Regions from separate parts of the Homo sapiens genome. Here region 1 is linked to region 2. Evidence: chromatin loops called from intact Hi-C (ENCODE). Cell type or tissue: GM12878. All regions are shown on one strand. Each heading gives the region's core, and the rest is flanking DNA. Links, peaks and the distances in the headings are about the cores only.

Region 1 (16,373 bases), core at 3,017-11,016, 490 kb after region 2:
TAAAACACTTGAGCAGTGTCTGAAGAAAGATAACAAAGAGGGAGGAGACGCTGGGTGACAGGCTGGGGCAATGCATCCTAATTCATTAAAAACAAACAGAAAACCATCTCCCTTCACTTAGAACGGCTACTATCAAGAAAACAACGACAAGTGTTGATGAGGACACAGAGAAACCAGAACTCTCGTGCACTGCTGGTAGGAATGTAAAATGGCGCAGCTGCTACGAAAAACAGTATGGTGGTTCCTGAAAAAACTAAACATAGAATTACCATTGATCCAGCAATCCCACTTCTAGGTATATACCCAAAAGAATTAAAAGCAGGGTTTCAAAGAGATATTTGTACACCCAATTTCATAGCAGCGTAACAGCCAAAAGTGAGAACAACTCAAATATCCATCAGTGGAGAAAAGGATACACGAAGTGTGGCATATGCACACACTGGAATATCATTCAGCCTTAAAAAGGAATGTAATTCTGATACATACAGGAATAAATCTTGAAAACACCATGCTAAGTGAAATCAGACAAAATGCGGAAGGACAGATATTCTTTGATTCCACACAGATGAGGTACCTACAATAGTCAAATTCACAGAGGCAAATTAATTCATGAGGGGAGACAGTAATGGAATGTTACTGCTTAATGGGTAGAGTTTCTGTTTGGGATAACGGGAAAGTTCTGGGGATGGATGGCGGCAATGGTTAAACAATGTTAATGTAATCAATGCCACTGAATTACATGTAAAAGTGGTTAAGATGGTTACAATCTTATTTATATTTACCACAATTAAAAAACCAACAACACACAAATGACAAACCTACAGTGGCTCCAGTCCTGGCTGGCCCAGCAGAGGTGGGGCCTGGAGAACATGCTGCATCCCTGCCCTGCTGTCTCCTCAGGGCCCCCTCAGAACAGGGCTGCACACACTGCTAGTTGCCCACCCAGCAGCCCTAAGCTCTCCATTTCCTCTTTGTTAAGAGTTTTGTCCAGGAATCTCAAGGCCATATGTCTTAGGGAGACTGGGATATCCGCCAGTGCCAGGGGTGAATCTTGATTCACACAGAGCAGGTAATTTCAAATGTTTTGTTCTCAGGGCCCATTTACATCCTTCAATGTTACTGAAGACCCCAAAGAGTTTTATTTATATATATATGTGTGTGTGTGTGTATGTATGTGTATATATATATATATCTATATATATATAGATATAGATAGATAGATAGATAGATAGATATTTACCACCAGAAACTAAAACTGAGAACAATTAAAAAGACAAAATATACAAACACACATTCCATTAGCTGTCAGAGAGAGGTCATCATCATCTATCATGTAACCTCTTGACAACGCCACCGCACACTAGTGAGCGAATGCGAGTCGAAAAGGCAAATAGCAGCTTAGCATTATTATAAAAATAGTTTTACCCTTGTGAACCTCCTAAAAGGGTCTCGGGGACCCTGGGCCCTCAGCCACATTTTGGGAATGGCTAGTACAGACCAGTCATGGTATTTACTTTTGCTCGCCTATCAAACTGTAGGAACAGGTATATTATGGAAATATAGGGCATGAGAACTGAACTTCAACAAAAGGTTTCTCAGTTTTCCTCAGTTTTAAATGAGTTCACTTTTTTCCATATCTGACATAGTAGTCTTTGTGTGATACTCAGAACGGTAACAGTCACCTTGAGACCCAGGGATAAGGAAACCTGAGGGGACTGGCCAACATACTGCAAACAGCAAAGAAGAATCACAGCCCCGTGTCCTCACAGCATAGTTGAGGCAATGAAGGAGCCAAATGTGGAACTGCTCTTTTTGCTTAATCCCTTAACACCATTCTTTGGCTTTCCTGTTACTTGCAATCAAACACATCCTAGCTGACACATCTCAGGACCTAGTTTGCTGAGCATATTTTGAAACCCACAAACTCACACAATACTTGGCACATTGTAGGAGCATGATAAATATGTACTGAACAAATGTATGGAAAATAAATACATAAAAAAAGCAACAAGGCTGTTGTAGAAGAAAAATAAAACAGATAAAATTCTGACTGATTTTATGTTGATAGAAACCCCTGTAGCTCCAAGATTGTTAACATTTAAAACAAAGCTCATTTTAAACCACACAAAAGTAGCTATACATGGTACCTGTCAGGGGGACAAGAAAGTCTAAGAATGCTTTCCTTTGGTCTAAAACATCTCTAAGCCCAGAGAGCTAAGTCTACTCATGCCAAATATGGACCATATAAGCTTCTCAAAGTGGAGGCGACCTGATAAAGTGCACTTTTTTCCCATTTACCCTCAGCATGAGGTCCTTTCTCTCATGAAATAAGCACCAAACAGGAGATGTATGGAGAGAATGCTACAAAACACACTAATTATGGAAAAAGAAAAAAAAGACAAATCAAATACTTAGCTTCCAATCAATCAATGTCATCAACTAGGGGCACCATGACCTTGTCAGAAAATATTTAAAACCCCCTAAAATATAATCAAATATAAAATTAAGAAATTTATGTTCAATTCCACTTAAGTTGACAAGATTCTTCCTCTTCCTTGATGAAAGCCTGATAACTATTTTTAATTTGCTGAAATGTAATGTTTCTTTGCTTCACTTCACAGGGTAAGACTGGTCAATTTACCCCTGTGTTTGTGGCTTTTTTTTTTTTTTTGAAAGTCACAATAAAAGATTCTTGTTCCCATTAAGTGCTTATGAAAGAAACAAATGGTATTTTTCCTCCTAAAACCAATGAGGTTTTAAGAAAAGTTCCACTAGGAGGAGCTGGCTATTTCTCTGTTGAGTCAGTGGCGTTCCACCTCTGAGATAGTCTAATCAAAAACACAGACCTGAAATTTGCAGATAATTTCAAACAAACCTCAATTGTAAACAAAATCTGGGCCTAAGGAATTGGAGGAGGCAACTTCAATCCAGGTGCAGAGTATGTATATATACTCTTCAGATGACTTTGCAAAGAATTAAGGAAACTGAATCTAGCAGATAACTCTGGGGATTTACTAGGCTCAATTCTCCCACCCAAGACCTCAGCAATGGGGGGAGAGGAGCTATTCTCTGGACTTGGCTTCAAAATAAAAGCATCCCTTCACCACAGCGCTTGCCATCGAGGCTGCTAAGACAGAAATCTCTGACCTTGTTCTCCATCAGAGCACCAAGGAGCCATCATTCGGACTTGAAAAATACCAGCCTTCCCTCATGCATTCTATTACAATCATTACTTCCTTTCCTTGCGTTTCTTGTCCTCACTTCACTTACCTGACAGTAAGACTTGGGTTTTGGTTAGACCAGTTAGAAAGTGAGCTGAGGAACACATTAGTTATTAAAATATTAGGAAGCTTCTTCTTGCCTTGTGACTTGGCTCCAAGTTATTTCTGCCTCTTTCTCTCCTTGATTCTACAGGTAATTTATTACTACCTAAACAAAAACAAGGAAACCCATACATTTATTAGGAGCCTATTTTATGACAAGAGCTCTGAAAATCACTGCAAATAAAAAGATGACAGTGTTCCCCACTCTCAAGCAACTTATGGCTAATGAGGAAATTGGGACCCATACACAGATTACACTGTGGGAAGGGCTGGGAGAGAAGGAAACACAGGGGGCTGCAGGCAGCATGAGGAAGGGGCACCAGCCCGGCATGGAGGTGTCAGAGTCCCCAGAGAGAAACGATCCTGAGCTAAGCAGGTCAGGAAGCATGAGCAGGAGTGAGCTAAAGACATCAAAATCAAATGCAAGGTGCTTGCTGCAACCAACAGCAAGAGTTAAATTACCATTTGACCCATGGTTCTCAAACTTAAAAACTGTTGAGAGCTCCCAGTATTATCTAAAGTCATTCTTCTTATTAGTTAAATATTAACAAACATAAACCAGTAAAACCTTTATGCTTGTAACTCTTACACAACCACAATATAAAAAATATACAAATTAAATACCAACAAATCTACAAAATGAGTAAAATTTAAATTGACAAAATTAATTCAGCGTGATCAATGATGCAGTCATTGAAACTCACTTTGGACTAACCATGTAGGGCTTGGTACCGACAGGCAGGTTCTGTTGACTGGCCAATACTAACACATGCAGGGAGACAGCTTAATTCACGCATCACTTTCCTCTTCAGAACCACTGTGCAACGGCAATCTCTTAGCTCAAACACGTTATTTACATTTTCACCTCTGTTCTTTTATAATATCTCCCTATATTTAAAGCAGTGCTCCTTGGCACCAATACAAACACAACTCCAGGCACTGAAATTTTAAGACATTACTTAGTTAGAATTGCAGGCATTTAGGTGTGTGGAATTATGAATTTTTAAAAAATTACCACCAAAATGAAAAATAGAAGGTGAAACCTTTGTAGAGAACCATAGCACCCTAATAAATCCCACCTGCCTAATCCCACTCATCTTTTGGGGCCTGCAAGCCTCAGACGGAGTTTAAGTAACTATATGCTATGGGTCACTGAGCTCACATAGGAAGCGTTCTTGTGGTTAGCTTTCAGTACTATGTAAAACCAAGTATCTTTCTTTCCTTTAAACTCTCTGCCCATGTGACTTCCAGTTAAGATGGCACGGTAAATTCACTTTTGGATGGATTCTCTTTACTCCAAACATACAGCAATGAGAGGGGAAACATAAAAAGAAAAAAGGAAAAGGATACAGGCAAGCACACACACAAAATAAACATTTCTATGAAATCGATACGAGACAGAAACACAAAGAGGCAAGACCCCGAGGACAAAACCATGAGCAGCCAGCCCCTCCTATGCTAGGGTCCAAAAACAGGCAATGAAACTGTAGGTTTGGGTCTTAGAAGGGTTGGGGGCTAAACAGAGGCACAAACGACAGAGTGAGAAACTAGCACCCTTGCTGGAAGGTGGGATGGAAGGTGCTGACTAGAGCCCTACCCCTCCATGCCTGAAGGAAGGCTCGCAGCATCCTTGCCTCCTATGGAGTGGCGGTCTAGGGAGGATGGAGGACACCTGTCAGGCAGGACCAGGCACTGCGTGAAGCAGCCATGAATGCCCAGGTAACTAAGCCCCCACTGTGAAAGCTAGTTCTGCACCCAGGCTCCATGGAAGCCAGACAGAGACAAGCAGAATGAGGCTACACAGGGGAGAGTGTGCAGAGAGGGAGAAAGAGGCGAAAAATGACTGAATGAGTGAAAAGTTTTTAAAACCTCATTCAAAACATGTCATTTAACCAAAGTTCTAAAGTACATGAAGAAATAAATGCAACTAACAATATCAGACATTAGATCACAAATTCACTTCAGATGAAGTTAATCAGTCCAACAAATAGGTATATTTAGATGCTAAAAAATCCTAACAAAGTATACTTAAGACACTAAAATAATCCCAACAAAATATATTTAAGGTGATTTTTAAAACCAACAAAAATCAGTATATTTAGGGTGCTTTTTAAAAAAGCTAATTAAAAAATAAGAAAGTATAAATTGAAAAGGCAGAATTAAAAGATGGCTAAAAAAAAATCAACTGCAAAGTATGTAAATCAGGACTACGGTCATTAAAACCTAAAAACTCAGTGCACAAGATACTAGACAGTAGACTGGAGAGGAAGCACTCTGTCTTGACAAAACACACTGCACATCACTGGATCTGCAGCAGCACAGCTCAGGAGCCCAGCTGCTGGCCCCACAGCCTGGCCTCACTCGGACCTGGCTGGTAGCCTTTCGACATCACAGGTGACTGAATGGGTCAGATCAGCACATCCAGGCTGTGAGTCCCACTAGCATTTTGCCTCTCCCCTACCAGTTGGTGGATATAGGTGAAGTAACTTTCGTTTTATACAACCCCTACAGAAACTTGATGAAAAAGCAGACCCTGAAATGCTTCAGGCAACAGATTTGTCCTCCTTGTAATAGATAACTCACTCTGGATTTAAATTTATCTTCTTTGCCCACCACACTTCTCCAGCATCACCAAATGTGGACTTGACTGGATTCCTTATTCACCATCATGGTATCACAACCAACTTCGGACCAAGGAACTCATTATATAGCAAAAGGAGTAAAGCAATGGGCTCCTGCCAAAAGGGTCTGTTGTCAGCTAAGTTACTACTAGCTGCTGCATGAACTCGATGGCTTTCACCTGTATTCCTTCATCACTTCCAAATTTCTCTACTACATATTTATTTCTTTCTGCTGCATCTTCTCTGAAGCTTAAACAGGAAACAAACATTAACATAAAGGAAAACATAAACAAGAATGATACCCTGAGTTATGTGGAAAGGAACTTTGATTTGAGGAATCACAGATGAATAACAATATAAAAAATCTTGGAAAACTGGTAACAATACACATCGTAATTGTTTGGATAAACAGTCACATTTTTTTTTTCTTTAAAAGGTTAGAAAACCTCTCATTTAGGTTCCCCTGGAAAGCAGAGCTCAGACAGGCTAGAGAAGGTAAAGACCTTAATTCACCCCCTCATTTCCAAAGACAGAAAGCCTCTCACCAGACCAGCCATGTGATGCCCTCCAGGTGTGTGCCTGGCAGCTATGAAAGGGGACTGACAGGACACAGGCCCTGGAACCAGCCGCTGTGCTCTCAGAACCTCTCCAAAGCCGATGCTATGCTATAGCACAAGAGCACCACCTACTGAGTTCCAAGGGACAATTTAGTCCATTTATTGAAAAATGGCTCAGTAAAATATGACTGTGGAGGGATGAACTCCACATCATTTCAATCTAGTTGGCTGTGTCTCTTTCTTTTAAAACTAGAACCCTTGCCAAGACTCCTGAAAAAGAAGCAGCATGCCTTCTTATTCTCCCATTTTCACTTTAATTACCACAGTAAAATGAATGTCTCTTCCTATCAAGCTTTGGCTATCTTAATGAATACTGCCATTTCTAGATCCCTCTTCCCCTACCTGTTTTCCAAAGGGCAGAGAAAACCTCTAGGGGAGCAGTAGTCCTAAAGGGTCTGGGAAGGATGTATGTAAAGTCAGTCATTCGGTCAAATTTTAAACCCTATGAGGCACAGTGCTGTGATGGGGGAATTGTTTTTACAAACTCGTTGAAAGATGATTACAATAGTCCTTTTCTCCTTGAGGAGCTTAAGATGAGCACAGAGGTTCTAAACCAGCAAAGCTGGAGATCAGATGATCCATTAATAAAATTGAATACAGAAGAAAATACGTAGGTGTAAGGAAAGATGATTTATGGGATAAGTAACATTGGGGAGAGCTGATTGCTTCTGCTGTGCTGTGTATTAAACATATAGAATACAACTGAAGGCAAAGAGCGGGTTCTTTCTGGAGCCCTTCATGCCTTACATGAAGCCCCTAGGTACTGCCCAGTACAGTTCAAGTGACACAGACTCACTCGAACAATTCACATACATTCCAGCCTGGTTATCACGTAGTTTTGCTATGTTTTATTGGTCTGAGAGGGACACTCTGGGAACCATTATTGTAGGGGTGGGTTGCCCCTACACACCTGTGGGTGTTTCTCGTAAGGTGGGACGAGAGATTTGGAAAAGAAAAAGACACAGAGACAAAGTATAGAGAAAGAAATAAGGGGACCCGGGGAACCAGCGTTCAGCATATGGAGGATCCCGCCAGCCTCTGAGTTCCCTTAGTATTTATTGATCATCTGCCTTCAAGCATCTGTTTAACAAAGCACATCCTGCACCGCCCTTAATCCATTCCACTCTGAGTTGACACAGCACATGTTTCAGAGAGCACGGGGTTGGGGGTAAGGTTATAGATTAACAGAATCTCAAGGCAGAAGAATTTTTCTTAGTACATAACAAAATGGAGTCTCCTATGTCTACTTCTTTCTACACAGACACAGTAACAATCTGATCTCTCTCGCTTTTCCCCACAATTATATGTCAGCCTCTCCCATGCCTTAGTCATGATTAAAAAGCTGCAGCTTTTGTTTATGCCAACATCTGCACCAGTACTAGTCCTCTCATCCAGTACCGGTCAGGGACCCGTCGCAGCGAGAGCACTTGCAGGCCAACACGAGAGGGGAGCCTGTACAAAGCAACCACCCGGAGAAACGGCAAGCACTCCAGAGATCAGCCACCCGAGAACTGTGAGAGTGCACATTTATTACTTTGGAAATCATAAAAACTTCAAAACAGCAAATGTGTCTATACTCTGTTTCAATTATTTCACAGAAAAATAAGATACTTCAGAAAAATTCCAATCCTGATTCTCTAGTGCATAAACTGCTGTGCTAAATGTGCAGTTCATACTCTACTAATGCCGCATGGCAAGGCAAGGAGCAGGCAGCAGTCGCAGGGAGGATAAATCCAACTGAGTATGAAAACCTCCAGAAAGGGACCTGCTGAAAAAGAATGAGGTGATACATGGACAAATTCTAAGATAAAGGGCAACCTAGGTATTTAACATATTTAACATAGGTAAAGTAGAAAAAACCCAACCTGGGGATTCAGAGGTCCATTGGATTTTTTTAAAACATAATATTGAGATTTAGTTGACTAATATAAAATGCCACAATGTTAGAATACACTAACAGGGGTCTAGCAAAAATTTCATAATCCTGCTCGATTTGGCCCATTTGTGGACTTCACTAGAATGTTAGGTGTAGTGGAGAGGAGCAGTCACCTCTCCAGCATCCATTCTCCACCCTCCCCCTTCTTAACGAGACTGGAAACTTCCCAGTCAGCATATTTGAGTGGGATAAGAATGGGCTCTGATTAGGTTAAAGCAGTGCTCATCAACCAAGGACAGTCGTGCCCCAGAGGGGACCCTTGACAATGTTTGAAGACATTTTTGGTTGTCACAGCTGGGAGAAGGATGTCACTGGCACCCAGTGGGCAGAGGCCAGGTACACCGCTGAACATCTACCAAGCACAGGACAGTCTCCCACAACAAAGAATTAGCAGCCCAAATGTCGGCACCTCATTCCCACACTAGCACATGGGACCTGTGAATATTACTTTACATGGCAAAGGAATGACTATTACCTTGTACAACAACAACTACTACAAAGTGGTAACATTCAGGATCCTGAGAGAAGGAGCTTGTCCTGGAATATCAGGGTAGGGTAGGCCACATGCAACCTTATGACAGAGGCAGAGCAAGTTGGAGACAGACACAGAGGAGGCAGCAAAGTGAAGACAGAAGCAAAGATTGGAGGGATGCGGCCACAAGCCCAGGAATGCCATGCTGGCCGCCAGAAGTGAGAGGAAGGTGTCCCCAGAGGGAATGTGGCCATGTCAGTTTTCACACTTTTGGCCTCCAGAACTGCAACAAGATATGATTCTGTTCTCTTGATCCAACAAGTTTGTAGTAATTTGCTATAACAGCTTCGGGAAACTAATATCGCATCCTGCAAGGAGGTGTATGAATTGCAAATTACAAAAAGGGAAGCAAAGTTACATCTTGCTTTTTTTTTTGATCTGAAGATTCCCTTCTACCAATATACCAAAGGTTTCCACATTAGGAGTTTCTTCTACTGTCAAAATCCCCAATGAAAAATATTATTAAGCACTTTTGCTGCTGAATGCACGCCTTAAAAGTTTATCACCTGACTCACCAACCACCTTCCAAAGTATGGCTCCTTCCCTCTTCCATCAATCCCATCAAGCCTCTTCTTTTTTTTTTTTTTTTTTTTTTTTTTTGAGATGGAGTCTCGCTCTGTCGCCCAGGCTGGAGTGCAGTGGCGCGATCCTGGCTCACTGCAAGCTCAACCTCCCGGGTTCACGCCATTCTCCTGCTTCAGCTTCCCAAGTAGCTGGGACTACAGGCACCCGCCACCACGCCTGGCTAAATTTTTTTGTATTTTTAGTAGAGACAGGGTTTCACCATGTTAGCCAGGATGGTCTCGATCTCCTGACCTCGTGATTCGCCTGCCTTGGCCTCCCAAAGTTCTGGGATTACAGTCACAAGCCACCGCGCCCGGCCCCGCCTCCTCTTTTTTATTGAGGCAACAAAGCATCATTTTAACACATTTTATGTACCAATTACATTTATTTAATTTTGGATTATTTACTAATAAAAAGTTTTCATTGCTCAATGATATATTTTTCTATTTGTAGAAAGTATTTGGACATCTTAGGTTGGGATGGAACACATCATAACTTTTACCACTAAAATGAACATAAGTTAGCCGGCTGCAGTTGAGAGGCCAAGCGGGTGGATCACTTGAGGCCAGGAACTCGAGCCCAGCCTGGCCAACACAGTGAAACCCTGTCACTACTAAAAATAGAAAAAATTAGTTGGGCGTGGTGTCATATGTCTGTAATCCCAGCTACTCGGGAGGCTGTGGCGAGAATTGCTTGAACCCGAGACGTGGAGGTTGCAGTGAGCTGGGAGATCACGCCACTGCCCTCCAACCTGGGTAACAGAGTAAGACTCTGTCTCAAAAAACAAAACCAAAACAACAACAAAAAAATTAACAGAAGTAATTTTTCATTTTCTAGCTTTTCACTTACTGGCAGGATTCTTAGAATTAACATCATTAAGTGAGGGATAGGCATATTTATTTCATCTATAGCAAATGCCTGTGAAGTAGCTTGATTTCTTCACACTCTTTATTCACACCTTGTTTTGTGGGAGTTATCAGCTAGAAATCGGTGATCAGCATAACTCTTCACTGTCCGGCAAAGGTGTGGGGGTAGGGGTACAGAGAGATGAAGAACCTTACAGAGACCATCCATCCCGTTAGAACCCCAACAAGAACAGAACCCACATCCCCTGGCACCTAGACTAATATTCTACCTGAGGTTATATGAAGGAATTAAGGACAAATGTGATCAATAAAGAAGCAGAAAACAGCAGAATGTTTTTCTTTTTTGAGAAAAGATGAAATGACGTAGGCATTCTTTAGCCTCGACGAGGGAAGGGTGGTGAACGAGTCACTAAATGCCTACCGGTGAGGAAGACATTGACTGACTGAAGGGTACCCCAACATGTAGTTATTTTGTACTGATTATCAACCTTGGTTTTCTATCTTTTTGTGTGTCTCACAACCCAAAGAGTCTTTAGGACTTTAATTACATAAGACTCTATTGCACTAGATTCTGCTGGCACTGCATTTCAGCTCTAGAACAGAAATCCACTCAACTAGCACAAGTCAAATGGGGGAAGAGGTGTTATGAAAAGGCTATGACCAAAGATCTCATGAACAACACCCAAGGAAAGAAAAGGTTTAGCTGGTCCAAATAGGAAGTGGAACTAGAAGCTCCTGCCACATCTCAGGGTGTCCACATTTCTGCTCCGTTCAAGCACATCTCTCTGTACACTAGCTGCCTCTGCTGTCTCTGCTGTCTGTGGCTTTTTTTGTTCCCCCAGCTTGCACGTCTTTTATGCTGTAGTTCAGAAGGTGGTCACAATTCTATACGAAATTTCAGCCCAAGAACTAACCATTATCTAATCAGCTCAGTATCTCAAGGTCCCCATTCTCAGGGAAGAGGATGTGATTGGCTCAATCCAGCCAACAGACCCTTTAGATAGTTTTCTACGGGGTCAGTTGCTCATCCCACAAAGATTGGTGGTTGATGAGTACTACTGTCTGGGCAGACACTTCAAAACAGGGTGTAGCAAAGAGGAAATGATTGGCATATGCATAGAGGAACTCAAGAGTGATACAGCTCTTTTAGTTAAGGCTACCCAGAAAGATTGTATCACTTTAGAATTTGTGATCTTTGGATGAAGTGGTCATAATTTGTAAATAGAGAGTAGGAACCATTTTTTAATTTTTTTATTATACTTTAAGTTCTGAGATACATGTGCAGAACGTGCAGATTTGTTACACAGGTATACACACGCCATGGTGGTTTGCTGCACCGATCAACCCGTCATCTACGTTAGGTATTTCTTCTAATGATGTCCCTCCCCAAATCCCTCACCCCCTGACAGACCCTGGTGTGTGATGTTCCCCTCCCTGTGTCCATGTGTTCTCACTGTTCAACTCCCATTTACGAGTGAGAACATGTGGTGTTTGGTTTTCTGTTCCTGTATTAGTTTGCTGAGAATGATCGTTTCCAGCTTTATCCATGTCCCTGCAAAGGACATGAACTCACCCTTTTTTATGGCTATATAGTATTCCATGGTGTATATGTGCCACATTTTCTTTATCCAGTCTATCATTGGATGGGCATTTGGGTTGGTTCCAAGTCTTTGCTATTGTGAACAGTGCTGCAATAAACATACATTTGCATGTGTCTTTATAGTAGAATGATTTATAATCCTTTGGGTATATACCCAGTAATGGGATTGCTGGGTCAAATGGTATTTCTGGTTCTAGATCCTTCAGGAATTTCCACACTGTCTTCCACAATGGTTGAACTAATTTACACTCCCACCAACAGTGTAAAAGCAAGGAACCATTTTTAAATTTCATTCTAGCTCCAGTGTCTAGAACAAAACCTTACTACTTTGGGCTTGTACTGCCAGAAATTTATCATTTGTCCAGAAGTGTCTCCAAATTAGCAGACCATCAAGGAAATCTCAAAAAATGAAATGGACTGATACACAGTATGGGCACTGACTTGCCATTATTTGGGGAAGGGAAAGGAGGAAAGGGATAAGGGGAGGATATCTGCAGTCCCTACATAGGTAGGAATTCTCTGAACTATGTATGATACAAGTTCAGCACAGGACTGGAATTAGAACCAGTTCCTCAAGTAATTTTTAAAAATAAAAACAGGCCAGGCGTGGTGGCTCATGCTTGTAATCCCAGCACTTTGGGATTGCAAAGGCTGAGGCAGGAGGATTGCTTGAACCCAGGAGTTTGACACCAGCCTAGGCAACATACCAAGACCCTGTCTCTACAAAAAAAAAAAAAAAAGAAAAATAAATTAGCCAGGCATGGTTGTGTGTACCTGTACTCCCAGATACTCAGGAGGCTGTGGCAGGAGGATCACCTGAGCCTAGGAGGTAGATGTTGCAGTGAGCTATGATTGTGCCACCACACTCCTGCCTGGATAACAGAGCAAGAACCTATCTCAAAAAAATAAATAAACAAAAAATAAAATAAAATAAAAACAGAAATTCCACTCGGGCAGGGGAGAGGGAAGAGTGAATAGGTAGAACACGGAGGATTTGTAGGGCCATAAAACTATTCTGTATGATACTATAATAGCGGACACATGTATATCTGTCCAAACCCATAGAATGTACAACACCAAGAGTAAACTCTAATGTTAACTATGGACTTCAGGTGATAATGATGTATCAATGCATGTTCATCAATTTTAACAAATGTACCACTCTGGTGGGGGATGTTGACAGTAGGGGGATGTTATGCATGTGGGGGCATGGGGTATAGAGGAAATCTCTGTACTTTCTGCTCAATTTTGCTGTGAACCTAAAACTGCTCTAAAAAATAGTCTATTAAAATCAACGACAACTACAAACCTTGGTGGCAGGAATAGGAGGAAGTGTAGCCAAACAGAACCCAAACCTAGCTAGGTGGTGCATGCCTGTAATCCCAGCTGCTCAGGAGGCTAAGGCAGAAGGATGGCCTGAGCCCAGGAGTTCAAATCCAGCCTGGGCAACTTCACAAGACCTCAGTCTCTAAAAAGAAAAAAAAGAATGCAAACCTACTCTACACACTCTGAGCATAAGGATCATAAATAGCAGGAGCAGAGAGAGAAGGCAAGAGTGGATCTCAGTTACACCTGGCAGGAGCCACAGGACTCACACCCTGTCTAATAAAATTAATCAGTTCCCCCTGAATTACAATTTCACTAAAATCAGACAGCCAGATGCTTGGTTTTTCCAGACAGTGAGAAAAGTTCCTGTTCCTTGTACTATGAGGTATTATCTGCTTCCAAGTCTAGTGTTTGAACTCTCCAACCACCAGGAAACTAAATACAAAAGCTCTTCTTGGGTCTCCTCCTAACCCAACCACCAGGATGAATGAATTTTCAACGTCAACTAACAGTTTCATATGGGAGATTGCCTCTCACATTCAAGACATGAAGTTTCTCAGTTGCTGAATTTGTTCTTAAATATGTTTTCACCCTGACTTAGTCTGCAGAATATCCTAACAGTACCTCTGGTTTCTTGCATTAATTCAATGGGCCAGCTTTTCTCTAACCCTTTCCTCTAAATAACAGATAATCCTTTTCTGGTCACAGGGAGCTTGGTCTTTCTCTGTCCCTTGCCTACCACATCTTCAAGACCACTTATTTAGGGGCAGGGCAATCTCAAGTAACAGCATGATTATTTCTATGTATACCTAACCTAAGGCTTCATAAGGTGCTACTACTCATTCCTTGTCATACCCCAAGAATTATATCTGGTCTGGCAATACTCAGAAGGCTTCACCACATTGATTTGAGTAGGATCTCAAGAACGACAACAACAAAAATCAAAGAAAGAGTATGAGTACTTTTGCCTACTAACTGTGGTTAAAGATCTGAAACATTTTCCACGAGCTTAAAAAGCATAATTATCGGTTCATCAACCAGTACAAAGTTACAGTTAGACAGGAGGAAAGAGTTCTTGTATTCTATTGTACAGTAGGTTGACTACAGTTAACCCTTTTCCCGTTTGCCCAGAGAATACTCGCCCACAGTACATGAGGCTGCAGCGTCTACTCTGAGATAACTTTGCTCGCTTTTACTACTATTTTCGCAAGCTCTAGTACATTGAATTTGGAAACAAAAAACATCATTCTATTTATAACATTCTGTTTTTAGCACTGGTATTTCCATTTACAAAATATAGTAATTCTCAATCGCTGAAAATATCAAATCCTAGAAAATGCAGCATTCCTACGCATGATGGTAACATTGTTCTTGAACAGTTATTAGCCAAAGATCCATTTCAATTCAATTTTTCTGAAATAGATGATTCTGATGATTCAGACAATTCTGATGTTAGTTCTGTTTAGAAATAACTCCAAAAACAGTTTTTATATTTTATTTTCACATTGAAAATCTGTCAGATTTGCTTCAGCCTCAAAGAGCACATTAATGTAAAATTAAATGAGCGCTGGGTAGTGAGCTGCACCTTTTTTCCTAAATGGGAAAAGGGTTAAACATAATGTATGCATATTTCAAAATAACTAGAAGTGAGGATTTTGAAAGTTCTCACCACAAAGAAACAATGTTTCAGATGACGGATATGCTAATCATCCTAATTTGATCAGTACATAATATATACATGTGTTGAAACATCACATTGCACCCTATAAATATGCACATTACGTGCCAATTAAAAATAAAATAATTTTTAAAAAGAAACATATAAACTCCCCAAATTTATTGGCACTTGGGAACATCAACAAACCCCAAATAAGATAAATGCAATGAGATCCACAAACAAAAACACTGTAGTGAAAATGCTGAAAGTCAAGGACAAGGAGAAAGTCTTAAAAGCAGAAATAGAAAAATAGCCCATTACTTACAAGGGAACCCCAATAAGATTAACAGGTGACTTCTCAGCAGAAACAAAAGATCCCAGAAAAACATGGGAAAACATATTCAAAGTGCTCAAAAGTTGTCAACCAAGAATCCCATATCCCCCAAAACTACCTTTCAAAAATGAAGGTGAAATAAAGACTTTCCCAGAAGAACAAAAACTGAATTTGTTGCTAGAAAACCCACTTTGCAAAAAAAAGTGAATTAATACCAGAAGGTAATTTGAATCCACACAATAAAAGAACACTGATAATTATGTAATTATAAATGCACATTTTTTCTCTCTTATTCTCATAACTGACATAAAAATGAATTGCATAAAATGATATGTACACACTGTACTGTTGGGCCTATAACATATAGAAAGGAATAAGATATGTAAATATATTTGCCAAACACAGTGCAAATGAGTTAAACAGCCAAGCTGTATTGGGCTAAGGAAGTAACTACACATGTTAAAGTAATAATTAAAACATTGTTGAATTCATAACATTGAGAGGTAATATGTATAACAATAATGTCACAAAAAAAGGAAGAGAAGGGAATAAAGCTATGCAGATGATCCATAACTTATGAAGGTTAGACTTACAATTTTTTGACTTTACAATGATATGAAAGTGATACACAGTCAGTAGAAGCCATACTCCAAATTTTGAATTTTGCTCTTTTCCCAGGCTACTGATATGTGATACCATAACTACTGATAAAACAACTAGAAAAAAGATCGAGAAAATAGAACACTTGAATAACACTATAACCAAGCAGACCTAACAGACATCTATAGAACTCTCCACCCAACAACAGAACATACATTCTTCTCAAGTATGCTTTTCTCACAATGCTGGGCAGTGACAGCAAGCCACAGCTCCCAGTCAGCCCAGCAATCACAGGGGTAAACAAGTAACACTCTACAGTGCACGGTGTCACTAAGCAATGATGTGCACTACATTAGGTGTATTAAGTGAATTTCTGACTTACAATATTTTCAACTTA
Region 2 (16,373 bases), core at 4,058-12,057:
TTTTTGCCATTTGTCTTATTTTTCAATTTTATTGGCTCTTTAAAAAAAGATATTAATTTCTTATATTTATGAAAAGCATTGCTCCCAGCTTTTGGTATATCTTTTAATTTTATATGATGTGTCTTTTTATGAAGTTAAATTTATTAGATTTCTCTAAGATTCATTTTGTTCTGATATTTTTATAGTTTAATTTTTATAACTCTTTAATCAGTCTGTAATTTATTCTCATCAGGTTGTGAAATGAGGACTAAACATTGTCTTTTTTTTTCAAATAGAAAACCAGTTGCTTCAGGATCATTTATTGAATTTTTAAATTTTGTGATGTCTTTATCATAAGCTAGATTAACGTATGTACTGAAGTCACCGATGAGTATTTACTTGATTTTTTTTTTTTTTTGAGACAGAGTCTTGCTCTGTCGCCAGGCTGGAGTGCAATGGCGCGATCTCTGCTCACTGCAACCTCTGCCTCCCGGGTTCAGGCGATTCTGTCTCGGCCTCCCCAGTAGCTGGGACTACAGGCATACACCACCATGCCCAACTAATTTTTGTATTTTTAGTAGAGACAGGGTTTCACCATGTTGGCCAGGATGGTCTTGATCTCTTGACCTCGTGATCTGCCCGCCTAAGCCTCCCAAAGTGCTGCAATTACAGGTGTGAGCCACTGCGCCCAGCCTTACTTGATTCTTAAAAACAACACATTTAGGCTGGGACAGTGGCTCACGCCTGTAATCCCAGCACTTTTGGAGGCCCAGGTGGGCGGATCATGATATCAGGAGATCGAGACCATTCTGGCTAACACGGTGAAACCCCATCTCTACTAAAAATATAAACAAACAAACAAAAAATTAGTCAGGCGTGGTGGCGGGCGCCTGTAATCCCAGCTACTCGGGAGGCTGAGGCGGGAGAATGGTGTGAATCCGGGGCTTGCAGTGAGCCGAGATCACGCCACTGCACTCCAGCCTGGGTGACAGAGTGAGACTCCATCTCAAAAATAAATAAATAAATAAATAAAATAAAATTTTTATATTTAAAAATAAGTAACATTTACGTGGTTCATTTATAGAAGAACAAAGGACAAAGCATTATGTGCAATAACGTGTTTTTCTTACCTCTATTTCCCAGACATCCAGTAACACTTCCCCAGGCAACCAAGGTTACCAATTTCTCTTGAATAATATGTTTTTTCTCTTTTGTTGTACAAATTGTAGCATGCTAGACACATTTTTGTATTGTGCTTTCCCTTTTAGAATAAATTTATTTTATAGATATTTTGTAACAGAGCGTAAAGAGTATCCTCATTATTTATTTATTATTATTATTTGTTTTTTGGAGACGGAGTCTTGCTCTGTCACCAGGCTGGAGTGCAGTGGCGTGATCTCGGCTCACTGCAACCTCTGCTTTCCGGGTTCAAGCATTTCTCCTGCCTCAGCCTCCCGAGTAGCTGGGACTACAGGCGCACGCCGCCATGCCTGGCTAATGTTTTGTATTTTAGTAGAGATGGGGTTTCACTGTGTTGCCCAGGCTGGGCTCGAACTCCTGAGCTAAGGCAGTCCACTCGCCTCGGCCTCCCAAAGTGCTAAGATTACAGGCATGAGCCACTGCGCCCGACCTTTCCTCATTATGTTATGGCTATGAGTATCCTATAAATGGATGTTTTACAATTTAGTTAACCAATATCTCTGGAATTCATATCAAATAAGGAATTGGATGGGTATTTACTCCATTATCCTTCCGCACCCATATTCTCCAGTTTTACTTAATAAAACTTGGGATTTGGGACTCACATTTTCTCTATAACTTTTTGTATTATGTATTTTCTAGGAATTACTATTATTGTATTTTCATTCAGTTTCAAATGATTTCATAATAAGTATTTAGACTTTCTTCATTCTTGAGCTCTTAAGTTGGCTGGGAAATAGCTTCATTTTTTTTTTTTTTTTAGAAGACTGGATGAATGGTACATTTTCTGAGCCCTCCCATATTTAGATTGGCTTTTTGTTGTATTCACTTATGAACAATCCTTGGCTAGGTATAACATTCTTTTTTTTAATATTTTTATTTGTAGCAGCCCTATTAACTGAAGTATAACATTCTTGAAGGAAAATTTTTTAAAATGAATGATTGACATTCATTTGAATGATTGACAGAAAACTAATGTTAAGGCTGGGCGGGGTGGCTCACGCCTGTAATCCCAGCACTTCGGGAGGCCGAGGGACGGATCATGAGGTCAGGAGATTGAGACCATCCTGGCTAACACGGTGAAACCCAGTCTCTACTAAAAATACAAAAAATTAGCCGGGCGTGGTGGTGGGTGCCCGTAGTCCCAGCTACTCCGGAGGCTGAGGCAGGAGAATGGCGTGAACCCGGGAGGCGGAGCTTGCAGTGAGCTGAGATCGTGCCACTGCACTCCAGTCTGGGCGACAGAGCGAGACTCCATCTCAAAAAAAAAAAAAAGAAAACTAATGTTAAAATAACATAATGTAAATCTCTACTGCTGAAATTAGGAACAAAAATGTCACTATGGAAAATCAGTAGGACGAAGTGTAAATAAAAATGAAAAGGCAAGCCACATATACCGGATGTATTTGTAATACATATATCTGGCAAAAGGCTTGTACCTAGAATTATATAATCTTTTTTTTTTTTTTTTTTTTTTTTTTGAGACAGTGTCTCATTCTATTGTCCAGGCTGGAGTACAGTGGCGCGATCTCAGCTCACTGCAACCTCTGCTTCCCGGGCTCAAGCGATTCTCTCACCGAGCAGCTGGGATTACAGGCATGCACCACCATGCCCAGCTAATTTTTGTATTCTTAGTAGAGACAGGGTTTCACCATGTTTACCAGGCTGGTCTTGAACTCCTGACCTTCAGTGATCCACCTGCCTCGGCCTCCCAAAGTGCTGGGATTACAGGTGTGAGCCACCGTGCCTGGCCTATAAAGTATTCTTATAACCTAATAATAAAACAATAAAAAACCCCACATGAAAGAAAATGAGCAAATGACATGAACAGATGCTTTTCAAAAGAAGATATAAGAATGTGCAAAGTAAATGAAAAGGTGCTCAACATCGTCATCAGGGAAATGCAAATTAAAACCATAATGAGATAGTATTTTACACCTAGTTAGAGGGCTAAAATTAAAAGGACAGAAAATACCAAGTGTTTCCAAGGATAAGCCACAACTAGAACTCTCATACATTGCTGGTGAGAGTATGAAAGAATGCAACCACTTTGGAAATAGTTTGGCAGATACTCACAAACTTAAACATATATTTACACGATCTAGCAATTTTACTCTTGAGTATTTACCCAAGAGAAATGAAAACCTACGTCCACAAAACGATTAATACCTGATTGTTCACAGCACATTTTCCATAATGACCAAAAACAGTCTAACTGTAGATGGATAAACAAATTATGGTTTATTCACACAATGGACCACTACTGATAAATCAAAAAAAAAAAAAATAGCTAGTGACACCTGCAACAATATGGATGAATCTCACAAACATTATGCTGAGTAAAATAGAGTCACACTGAATGACCCTTTTTATATGAATTTTGAGAAGAAGTCAAACCAGTCTGTACTGATGGAAACCAGATCAGTGGTTGGCTGGAATGGGGTTAGGAAGAAATGAGTGCAAGGGTACAGCGGAATTTCTGGGGTAATGGAAATGTTCATGGGGGTAATGATTATGTAAGTGTGTTTATCTGTGAAATCTCATTGAACAACACATTTAAGATGTACACATTTATGGCCAGGCGTGGTGGCTCACACCTGTAATCCCAACACTTTGAGAGGCCAAGATGGGCGGATCACTTGAGGCCAGGAGTTCAAGACCAGCCTGGGCAACATAGTGAAACCCCGTCTCTACAAAAATACAAAAAAATTAGCTGGGCGTGGTGGTACACGGCTGTAATCCCATTTACTCAGGAGGCTGAGGCAAGAGAATTGCTTGAACCAGGGAGGCAGAGGTTGCAGTGAGCTGAGATCACACCACTGCACTTCAGCGTGGGTGACAGAATGATACTGTCTAAAAAAAAAAAAAAGTACACATTTATTGTATATGTGCGGTGGTTAATTTTAGGTGTCAACTTGACTGGATTAAAGGGGTTGGCAGATACACGCAGCTTCTTTATCTGGGCTCTAGTGTCTTGCTGGCAATTGTCCAGTCAGGTTCTGCTAGACTCACATAGGCTTTTTCTCTGTTGTCTCTGTTTGGTTCCCTGACTTGCTGAATTGATTGAGTATATGAAACACTGCAATTTCAGATAGGCACTGATAGGTGGCCTACTCACATTTCTGCCTATAGCAGTGTGCTTGTGATAACTCCACCTCCCAAGATGCCATGTGGCTCTCCCCACCCTCACCTCACCAAGCCTACATATTTTCTCATTCATGGTTTGGCCCTGCAGTAAAGCCTTGTGTTTGACAATGTTTCCCAAACTTGAGCATTATTCTTCTTTTTAGAGGGAAAGGTCTCATGATTTACCACAGTTGACCTAAATTATTTATATTAGAATGACATTTCAAAAACTATAGATCTAAGACTAGATATGAACTCTGTGTTCTTACAACTCTTACACATCCGTAAAGCCAAAATAAAATTATAAATGAAATGCAGATCAAACTAGCAAATCAATAAAATTCAAATTTATAATTTATAATTTGAATTTTATATTGATATAAATATATAAATATAAATTGAATATAAATATTAATATTTTGCTGAGATGAAATTGCCCCTTACAATATGAATATGGTGCTGACGGCTCCATGCAGTTTCTTTTGAGACTGAACACCTGTTCTACCCTGAGCCACAAAATAATCCAGTTCTCCACCACTTGTCTTTCATCTCCCTGTAAACTTTTGTTTACACAGCATGCTGTGATATCGTTTGGCCTTTACTCAGCCAAAAGCATCATCCTTATGTTCTTTTCTCATTATCTCTTGATAATTATCGCAGTCCTACACGTCCCCATGCAATCATATACACTAATACAGATGGGAACTCTGAAATCATTTGGCAGTACTCACATCTGGATGATTTTAGGGGTCAGAAAACTATGGCCTGCTGGCTAAATCTAGTCCACTGCCTGTTTTTGTAAATAAAGTTTTATTGGATCATGGCCATTGTCTTTGACTGCCTTCATGTTACAACAGCAGAGTTGAGTATTGGCAACAAGGTCCTGCAAAGCCTAAAATATTTGTTACCTGGTCTTTTACAGAAAAAAGTTTTCTGACCTCTGTCATATTCATCTGTCTGTCTGTTGTTGTGTATCTATTTGAAGATTATTATCAAAAAATTGAGAATTAACTTTAAATATGAAAAACTTTTATAACCCCAGGAATATATCTGTGGACCTTTTTTTTTCCCCAAATTCCAGTTGAGGACAGAGTAATAAAATAGATGCTTATTGAGATTTACTTACGTTCACACCACTTACACCTTATATGATATCACAGAACAATCTTTGCCAGTTCAAGCTGAGGGAGAATTAAGCTAGACAAGATAAAAGAACTCTATGCTTAATACTGCAATTCCTCCCACAGACAGGGTTTATCAGAGGACAATCAGGAAACAGTACTAATAAAGCTGTTTGCCAGAACCAAAATGGCTGTTCTGAGGATGGAATAATGTCTACAAATGTATCTGCACTCCTTAGAGAAAGGGGATGTGGATACAAGATGATGCTATTTCCTTTCTAAGTCATGTTTTCTCGATTGGCAGATTGGTCTCATAGGACCTCTACTCTGTTGTGCAGAATGCCCTTTAAAACGATGAGCTATCTTTGAAAACATGACTGGCAAAGCGCGACCCAGCAAGTCACAGTTTCCATCACAGTGACACATAGGCCTGATTAGCACATTTCCCGGGCACCAGCTGATTTTTCCACAGAAGCAAGGCACCTGGGAGCAGATAACAGCAACAGAAATGACAGCAGCCCTTGGGCAGGGAACAGAAATCAGAAGACAGATCTCTGGGTCCTTGCTTCATAAGGGAAATCATTTCTCCTAACTGTTTTTAAAATGAAGGGTAATGGTTTGGATGTAGGGTGATGACCATTGTAAGAATTCTATTAGCTGAGCAGTTGTTATTCTTTTTTTTTTTTTAAAGAAGGCTAAGACAAGGCCATAGATTTAGATTAACTTGCTTGGCTCTTTTATTATTCTCCTTTATTATTAAACTTCCTCAGCATAATGTGATTTGGGCAGACAGAGATGTTATCCTGTGGCTTATTGTTGGCCTATATTCTCTACCAAAATATAGCTAAACTATTGAGCGCAGAGACCCAATGCCTAATACAGTGCCTTGTATAGAATAAGTGCCCAATATGCATTTGTGGAATAAATGTGTTCTTTATAATCAGGCAGAAGTAGTATGTTCATGGAAGAAACATTTAAAACTACTAGTGATAGTAACAAAATCGACTTCAGGGTCATTTCTTTTGCTTTTGTTGCTTAATTACAGTTTATGCCTTTTTTCCAGCCTCAATAAATTTTAAAAAGAATTGGTTTAGTACATTATTATTTTCTTCTAGTAATTTTTTGTTTAGTTTTTTTTTTTTTTAATTAATTAATTTTTTTGAGACAGAGTCTCATTCTGTCGCCCAGGCTGGAGTGCAGTGGCACGATCTCCGCTCACTGCAAGCTCTGCCTCCCAGGTTTACGCCATTCTCCTGCCTCAGCCTCCCGAGTAGCTGGGACTACAGGCACCCGCCACCACGCCTGGCTAATTTTTTGTATTTTTAGCAGAGACGGGGTTTCACCGTGTTAGCCAGGATGGTCTCTATCTCGTGATCTTGTGATCCGCCCGCCTTGGCCTCCCAAAGTGCTGGGATTATAGGCGTGAAAGTTTTATTTTTATAGAGTCTAATTTAGTATATCCCTGCTTCCTAGAAAAATAAAATACTCTGAGGGCTGGGTGCCATGGCTCACACCTGTAATCCCAGCACTTTGGGAGGCCGAGGCGGGCGGATCACGAGGTCAGGAGATCGAGACCATCCTGCCTAACACAGTGAAATGCCGTCTCTACTAAAAATACAAAAAAAATTAGCCGGGCGTGGTGGCAGGCGCGTGTAATCCCAGCTACTTGGGCTGAGGCAGGAGAATTGCTTGAACCCGGGAGGCGGAGGTTGCAGTGAGCCAAGATCGTGCCACTGCACTCCAGCCTGGGCGACAGAGTGAGACTCCGTCTCAAAAAAAAAAGAAACAAAAAAAGAAAAAGAAAATACTCTGCTTCTGTTTTTTGTGGGAAGCCTCAAGTAAATGAAGAAGACTGCCTAATGGAAGCTCCTTCCAGATGAAGGAGAAAAAGCATATGAACAAGTGAAAGGTGTTAAAAACTACATGTGCCCTTGCATAGGATCTGATTTCATTTTTTAGTGCAAAAGTAAGACTGTAGACATTACTTCATTCTGGGCAAAATGCTACTCTCTGGCCTGCCCAATAGACTAGCTCTCTGACATTCTCTTTCTTTTGACTTTGTGTGGGAAATTCCAGGAAAAAGCCAAGATCTGAGAGTCCAGACCCTCCTGTGTGCAACTGAAAGCCAACTTTTCAAATGAGCAGTACTATTTAGACTGCTCCCATAGTATGCAACCAGGAATTACGTATGAGGAAATGGTAAATTAAGAGGCATTTAGGAATGGTTATGATTAAGTATTTTCCTCACAAAGAAAGAATGCAAAGTAGAGAAAGCTCCTTGTTTCTAGAACTAGGGAAACTTTATTCCACGCCAGTACACATACATTCCTATGTTTTTAAGGGTAAACGTATTAATCTTTTCCCATTAGAAAGATGCCGGTGAGCCAGTAATTTCTAAATCTGTGTCAGTTAATTCTTTTGTTTTGTGATTTGTTGTTGACTAGTTCTTGCTTACCCTCCTGGCACTGCGCTTACTGTACACGACATATGTGAAAGTCATCATGGTTTCTTTCAGACATTGATGATTCTGGCAGGCATGTATATACCAGTTCTCATTGCTGTGGATTTTTGTCTTGGACTTGACATTCATGAATGTTCCATGTGAGTAAAGCACTCAAGTTTACCTGTGACCACCTGGAGCAGTATGATTTGGTGTCCAGTTAGCTGATCCAGCTTAAGGGGAACTGGGTCACCTGCATTGAAGGTCAGAGTGGCCGGTGAGACTTGAATAACAAGCCTGGTGGGGCATATTCCTTTAGGTATCCCGTTAGCCAACAAGGAAAACCTATAGAGGCGCTTGTGTTCAGCAGATGGCGCTCTTTTACCTAGTTCACAAGAATGATCTTGAAGGTCATTCTCTCTTGCCTCTCCTGTGCCTGAGGCGGTACCATGTTGCAGGCAAGGAAAACCGAAGCCTTGCTGGGTAGCATCAGTGCTTGCAAAGTGGTGGCCTGACCTGGCACATTGCCCTGGTTAGGCAATGCTGGTGCCCAGGGCGTCTTACTGTCTCGTTTGTTCTGGTGCCAGTTACAACCCTTGAGCAACTGCGGAGAAGAACTAACAAGAGACAGTCACGCTATGGGTATTCACGAGGGTGGCACTCACTTAGAAAACTGGAAGGTGTAGACGCGGCATCTGCAAAGTCCTGACAGAAAGCTAGTTTGCTGAAAGACCCAAGCAGTGGAGAAGGAGGCCAGGAGGGGAAGAGCAGCCAAAATGGGGAGCTCTCTCTCCTTTTCGTGAATGTATTATATTTATTGTACAGATGTATGTATATTATATATTTAAAATATATGATATATACATTCTCTATAGTATGTCTGTATACACTTATAAGTGTACATGTTTCTGAATATACATATTCCTGTAAACATTGTTAGGCATCTTTAATTTGTGATACAAAGATGTTCCAAAGTAATCATAACATATATAATAGTTTGGATAGGAATTGCTGAAATAAGGAATTGTGGTTAGAGAAAGAAACAATTTTGAGGTAGCAAAGTAGCAGGGGCTACTGAAGGATTGAGGAAAGAAAGATTATATGTTAAATAAAAGCACGTATCAATTTGATATTTCCGAATGCTTCATGCTGTTTGTCTAACCTATAGTGGAGAGGTTGAAAAAGTAAAATGGATGGTTTTCATAGGAAGAATTTAAGTGCCTGTTTTAATTTGCAGTGAAAACAATAACTCTTTAATATGAGAAGTTCCATGAGATGCTTAACTTGGCAGAGCTATGATCTAACTTAGCCTCTGCACAAGCAGAGTGGTTATGTGTGTGTGGTTATAGCTGTGCTTTTAATTATATTAAGTGAGTTTATCCAAGACTCACCTACTAATAGGACACTGACTTTTCATAAATTTCTTATTTAATTTACTATTGGTAGGCATGACTGATGTGTAAAAATGACTACCGTATCTTGATTTTTCTTCTCTTAAAATTTTTTATGAAAAATGATTATCTCAGCTAAGTTTCTCACAGGTTTAGTATAAAAAGTTCTCTCTCCTCTCATGAACTGACTACTCCTTCATGTTCTTCCTTTTTCCCTCTTCACTGAGAATTATTCTTCCTCCTGTGGAAAATAGAATCTTCAAAACTATTCACAGGACAGTTTTTAGAAGTCATTGAAAAAATAATTAAGATAACTGTTTTAACACTCTTTAGTTATGATACTTATTTTCAAAATTAAATTTTATTTATTTTTATTTTTATTTTGGAGATGGAGTTTCACTCTGTCGCCCAGGCTGGAGTACAGTGGTGCAATCTTGGCCCACTGCAACCTCTGCCTCTTGGGTTCAAGTGATTCTCCTGCTTCAGCCTCCTGAGTAGCTAGGATTACAGGTGCCCACCACCACGCCTGGCTAATTTTTGTATTTTTAGTAGAGTCAGGGTTTCACCCATGTTGGCCAGGCTGGTCTTGAACTCTGGACCTCAGGTGATCCTCTCGCCTTGGCCTCCCAAAGTGCTGGGATTACCGGCGTGAGTCACTGTGCCTGGCCCAGAACTATATTTTATTTTATTTTATTTTATTTTGAGACGGAGTTTAGCTCTTGTTGCCCAGGCTGAAGTGCAATGGCACGATCTCAGCACACTGCAAACTCCGCCTCCCGGGGTTCAAGTGATTCTCCAGCCTCAGCCTCCTGAGTAGCTGGGATTACAGGCATGTGCCACTATGCCCGGCTAATTTTGTAGTTTTAGTAGAGATGAGGTTTCCGCTATGTTGGCCAGGCTGGTCTCAAACTCCCGATCTCAGGTGATCCACCCGCCTCGGCCTCCCAAAGTGCTGGGATTATAGGCGTGAGCCACTGCGCCCGGCCCAAAAACTAAATTTTAAACTGCCTCTTGTGATTTGAAAATTGATCCATTTCAAGTTCTGTTATAGCTGCAAAAAGCACAGTCATCTAAGGAAAATTTCAGTCCTGTTGTGGAGATGAAAATGTCTATTTGGGTCTTGTAACAGCTGTTATTGTCAATACGTCATACGATACATGTATCTTACTAGTGAGACAACTGAAGTATGAGAGTTTTTCCCCCTAAATACAGTCCAATAGGAGAAAGTGATGTAGGGGCGTTAGAGAACTCTGGTCTCTTTCTGAGGAGGTCAGAAGTCCAGCTTTACAGAATCTGCCCAGAAAGAAGGGCAAGCTGGGTGGCGGCTTGTGCCTGAAGTTAAGGAGTGCTGTTTCCTCTGCATCCCTTCCTACCAACCCTCTCTGTTAGTCTTGCTAATGAATCCCGACCTGGCTGTGAAATCATCCAGTGGTGTGAGGGGTTTCTGGCCTCTGCAGAGGAAAAACTCTGGGTTAATTCAAGTACAGTGTGTTCTCTTTGTTTTGCAGCTGGTGTAGCAAAGGGAGTCTAGTGCAAGTGGATTGAATCAAAAGGAAAATGAAGGCATTCACTGTCTGTTTCATCAAGGATGGCTCATTTAAAGTAAACACCATTTAAATAGTCTCCAAATGGCCCATTCTATATGAAGTCATACAGGATGCCCCCTTTAGGCTGTCATTCTCCTTTAAATGGATCGCTTTGTGTGGACTGTGTTTTAATGCCATTCAACCTTGAACTCCATATGTGGGCCTCATCAGGTCGCGGTTTTCAGTACACATGTGGCAGCCATACCTTCAGCATTCTTTGCCTTTGCCTTCAGAAAATTAGCCTGAGTGAGCATCAAGGGTAGACAGCTGTAAAGATGAGAGCTTGCAGATGAAGACTACAACAACAACAGATGATGACAGCACCTAATGTTTCTTGAACACTTACTTTGTGCCAATTATTATGCCTAGTGATCACTCTATAGATTATCTAATTTAATCCTAACTTAATCCTCACAGCAAGATACTATGATAATTCTCTTGTTATACATGAGGAAACTGATGCATTAGAGAAATTAAGTGATGTGCCCAAACTGGTAAATGCAGAGCAGGGAATTGAACCCTAGCTGTCAGATTCCAGAGGTGGAACTCAATGAATGGACATATCCAAAAGCAATAAACTCTCATTAATTCTCTTGCAAGGTAGGCTTATTCCAAACAATAGACAATCCTGAAATTATTTATCTTTGTTTTGGGAATGCATGCTCTGCTTTCTGGGGCAGTATTTCCACCTTATTCTTTGCAATTTTTGTAGGCTGATTGGAAGATAAGGTTAGGTGTTGTTCCCTGTGGCAGTGGGCAGTCTTCATGTAAGATTGGGCTCATTGGAATAATCCATGAAGAGACAACTCAAAAGAGACTTTTCTATCAAATGAGGATACTAGAAACATCCTCATAGCAGGGAACTAATGAAAATCTTCTCCAGAGCACTAGCAGCGCTCCATGATCTCAGCGCTGGCTCCAGCATTCAACCAGGATCCAGGCAAGAAGCCCAGGGCCAGACTCTAGTGAGAAGCTTCTGAGAAGAGTTTGACAAGGAATTGGGTTTCTGGCTGGTTCTTATTTGGCCCAGCCAATTGATCTGCCCCGATTTGACTGTCACTTGGTAGCCAAGAAACCTTTTTGCTTTTAAAAGCTTGAAGTCTGAAACAGTTGATTCCAAATGAGCTCTACTAAGTAGAGGAACTTTAGGAATCTAAGAAAATAAAAAAAAACTTGCGCGCTGTATAGGAGGAAATCATCTTGAGCACTTAAAGTATGAATTTGTGTGATATTTAAAAACCAATTATTTTATTTCCATTATTGAACTTCAGAGAAGACTGTGAGGAAACAATGACAGTTTTAACATATTTTTATTGGACTCACCTCAGGTTCTGTTACCACTATTGCTATCTCACTCTCAAACTCTGGGTCATTTACGGTTTCTGACTTTTTAATTGCTAATCTCCATTTCTCTCCCCTGCCACATCCTGCTGTGACTTCCGGTGTCTTCCCCATGTCACCTTGAGAGTGCAGACATGCTGATGAAGGTGCTGGGTTGTGATGGGATTGGGCGCTCTACGTGGATTTCTATTGACCTTGTGCAGGGATCTAACAAATACCTCTACTCCATTAGCAGTGTTTTCTCTTGGAAGTAAGTTTCAGTTTCTGCTGTTTCCACAAGTATCATCTTGCCCATGGACTACGTGGATGGTACAAGAACCAGACAGGCAGCAAGAAAATCAGGTCAAAAATTCAACGCAAATGTAGGGAGAAAGCCTGTTGTGCGTAGTGCTTCATTCTTAAAAGGATTTCTTAATAGGCTAGTGCCTGCTCCTTATCTCTAAATTGCTTCTTTCTTCTGAGTTATATTTCATCATTTTAATAGTACCTTGGTACCAGACGTGTTATTCTTTTTCTGTTAAGATTACCTTTTAATTAATTGATTAGTTCAATTATTTTACATTAAATATGCAATATTTAAAGAGTCAAGTAATTCTGATGGGTTTATTATACCCGTTTTCCCAAGCAGCAGTCCTTTGTAATCTCTCTTCCTCCATTTTTCCTGCTTTTTAGAAGTAACCACTTTTACCTCTTTCGGCTGATTACTTGATATTTACCTGCATGTCCTTCAGTAAGATGCTTTATTGTTCAGGGTTGTTCTTCCCACTATGGCAGGTAAGTAATTTAGCTGTCCTCCTCCCTCCCCAAACTCCATCATACACAAGCCCCCTTCCTAAAATCCTGTCTTCTCAATGTAATTAATATCATAATGTTGATTAGATCAGTATTCTTCATTTATATTATTATTATTTTTGACATAGGGTCTTCCTCTGTCGCCCAGGCTGGAGTGTAGTGGTGTGATCACAGCTCTACTGCAGCCTGACCTCCTGGGCCCAAGTGATCCTCCTACCTCAGCCTCCCAAGTACGTGGGATCACAGGCAGGCACCACCAATGCACCTGGCTAATAAAAAAAAATTTTTTTTTGTAGAGATGGGATCCCCCTGTGTTGCCCAGGCTGGTCTTGAACTATTGGTCTCATGTGATCCTTTTACCTAGGCCTCCCAAAGTGCTAGGATCACACCACATCCGGCCTTCATTTATATCATTATATTTTTGTGTGTTATTAAGAGCTAAGCCTTGTAGCAAAACTGTGACTTATTATTTCTGTACATGTTAATTTTTTTCTTGGTTGGAATTAATAATTGTCTTATGCTTTGTTTTTTTTTTTTCCCATTTGCTTGTCCTTTTGGATCTTGATTTTCTAATAGAGGCTTTCTAGGGATGGCTGGAAGCTTGCATGCAAGCATTCAGGAGCAGGGGACTGAAATATGAATTGGAAGCTGTGAATACATTTGGAGGGCTTGTCAACCATCAGCTTCACCATAGACTGATTTCTTAAGCTAATCCCCTTCTTTCAGTCTCTTGCCTAGACAGTGAAAGCCTGGCTGTCAGCCTTCTGGAACCAAATAAGGGAGGATGGCTGGTGGCCTCAGCATCCTATGTGCATGTATTCATCTAATTCCATTCACTTGCCTTCAACTGTGCCATTTCTCCTCCAGCACCACAGCTGCCAGTTCAGAGGCCCTCCCTTTAGTCTTTCTAGAAAATAAACTTCCAGTTATTTGTTGGGATATGTGTGGGATGGGCAAATAGCCCAGGTGTGCAGGGCTGGGGAGACCATCTGTGGATCTGACCACTTCTTAGATGTGCAGCTGGGCCTGCTTAGTTTAGCATTTCCTCTACCCTAGAGCCTTTTGGAGCTTCTAAGGGGTAAAATGAGGTGGGTCTTATCTTTCCCTACTGCCAACTTAGGATTCAGGTCTGGATTCAGGTCTGCTGTGTCATTTGCCACTCTGCCATCTGCATTCTAGCTTCCAGTATTCTGCAGGAATTGTCTCCTGCTTTATTCTCTCTCTCCTTGTTGGTTCATGTCTTTAGAAAAGAAGTTCTTTTACTGTTCCTGAATAGAGTCTGGGGAGGAAGCAAAGGTGGCCTCGGCCTCATACAGTTAAACCTCTCTTTTTACCTGAAAGCCTCACCATTGCTGCTTATTTACTGAGCTGCCAAGGGTCTGAATTTTTAAAAAGGAAATTCTAATGGTTCTTGGTAAACTCTAAAATGTACTTCAGAGAAGGAATGACAGACCACAGCCCTTTGATTAAGAAAATGTGTTTTTTTTAGGATTTTTTTTTTAAACCAGAGGCTTTCAAAAGATTTAGTTCCTTACCCATAACTTCTTGCTTCTTCTTCCATCTGCACGCTCCTTTCTGCCTGCTTCAGCTCTCATTATGTTTCCAGTAGAAAATGAAAGTTTTTATGGAGCAGTCATGGGAGACATTGGGTTCCAGGTAATGTAGGTAGTTACGGAAAGACAGAAAAATGGGAGAGGTGGAGTCCCTATAGCCCATCATGTCATATCCATGTCATTCTTTCATCAAGACGTCTGTGACTGTCCCTACCTCCTTCTACTGGCTTGGAATCAGAGCAGTGATTCTCTTTGAGGCTGTGGTTTTGCTTCATGCCCAGTAGAAGCTGTCACTGGATTGGCTTCAGTGTCTCTGGATTTGATTGTCCCTTTAAGGAGGAGTATGCCTTCAACTTGTTCTTTTTTTTTTTTAGACGGAGTCTCGCTCTGTGGCCCAGGCGGGAGTGCAGTGGCGCAATCTCGGCTCACTGCAAGCTCCGCCTCCCGGGTTCACGCCATTCTCCTGCTTCAGCCTCCCGAGTAGCTGGGACTACAGGCGCCCACCATCACGCCCGGCTAATTTTTTTTGTATTTTTAGTAGAGACGGGGTTTCACCGTGTTAGCCAGGATGGTCTCGATCTCCTGACCTCGTGATCCGCCCGCCTCGGCCTCCCAAAGTGCTGGGATTACAAGCGTGAGCCACCGCGCCCGGCCAACTTGTTCTTTTTGTTGGAGACCGAGTCTCACCCAGGCTGGAGTGCAATTGTGCGATCTCGGCTCACTGCAACCTCTGCCTCCCAGGTTCAAGCTATTCTCCTGCCTCAGCCTCCCGAGTAGCTGGGATTACAGGCACGTGCCATCACACCTGGCTAATTTTTGTGTTTTTAGTAGAGATGGGGTTTCACCATATTGCCCAGGCTGGTCTCGAACTCCTGACCTCAAGTGATCCGCCTGCCTCTGCCTCCCAAAGTGCTGGAATTACAGCCACCACTCCCGGCCTACCTTCAACTTCTTAGCTACAAAGAGAGGGATCTCAAGAGTGGCCCTTCTGGTTCCAGAAGCAGGGTGCAGCTTCCAGGCAAGTTGGAGAGAATGGCTGGCTCTGGTGGGTTTCCAGCAGTTCTGAGCACATCTTTTGTCTCTCTCTTTCAAGTAACTCTCTTCATGGCTTCCAGACTTGAATCTCACCGAAATATTATTTATTTTTTACTAAGTCCTACCTTCCTGAGTTCAGAATTTGTTTTGAGATAGACAAAGGAACCATGCACGTGGAGATCAAAATCTAATCTCTATTATTGGTTTTTAGTGGTAAAGCACTTTAAAAAATGTCATGTTAGGTCTGCTGGCCAGTAGGGGCATGTTAATATTTCAGCTCTGAATTTGACATCCAATCACCGACCAAATTGGACAACCACAGGCCAATTTGGTCAGTGATTGGATGTCAAATGTGTTTAACCCTCTAAAACTTAAAGCAAGAGAAGGAATAATAGCTCCTGTAAAGGAGTTTGTGAAGGGACTGAAAGAGAGATTTACGCTAACAGAAGTTCCTCCCTATGGGAACATGAGGAGTGGAGAAATGTGTTCCATAATATAAAGTGATATCCCATAGCAAAGACATTGAATCAACTTAAATGCCCATCGATGTTAGACTGAATAAAGAAAATGTAGCACATATATACCATAGAATACTATGCAGTCATAAAAAAGAATGAGATAATGTCCTTTGCAGCAACATGGATGGGGCTGGAGGTCATTATCCTAAGTGAACTAACACAGCATCAGAAAACCAAATACTGCATGTTCTTACTTATAAGTGGGAGGTGAACACTGAGTACACATGGATACAAAGAAGGGAACAACAGACACCAGGGCCTGCTTGAGGGTGGAGGGTGGGAGGAGGGTGA

The links. Hi-C counts contacts between places; a loop is a spot of excess contacts. Peaks named below come from ENCODE experiments on the same cell type or tissue, not always from the same donor. Only the 100,000 strongest peaks of a DNase experiment are listed, where the experiment ranks them.
Region 1: it touches region 2 in a loop (6-fold over the local background); 3 of 110 quality-filtered maps call a loop at or near these places.

Annotation. Positions count from the first base shown.
Region 1 is chr9:95,262,326-95,278,698 of GRCh38, forward strand. The region is part of intron 1 of FANCC (FA complementation group C); the gene reads right to left. Among named protein-coding and RNA genes, the nearest start is that of FANCC, 47 kb to the right of the region's middle. RefSeq lists a silencer at 6,402-6,696. In GM12878, for the core only: a CTCF peak has its summit at 6,633; a DNase peak (open chromatin) is centred at 4,525; H3K4me3 peaks cover 282 bases.
Region 2 is chr9:94,774,992-94,791,364 of GRCh38, forward strand. All of the region lies in intron 3 of AOPEP (aminopeptidase O (putative)), which reads left to right. Among named protein-coding and RNA genes, the nearest start is that of MIR2278, 27 kb to the right of the region's middle. In GM12878, for the core only: a CTCF peak has its summit at 8,238 (motif pointing right); a DNase peak (open chromatin) is centred at 8,284.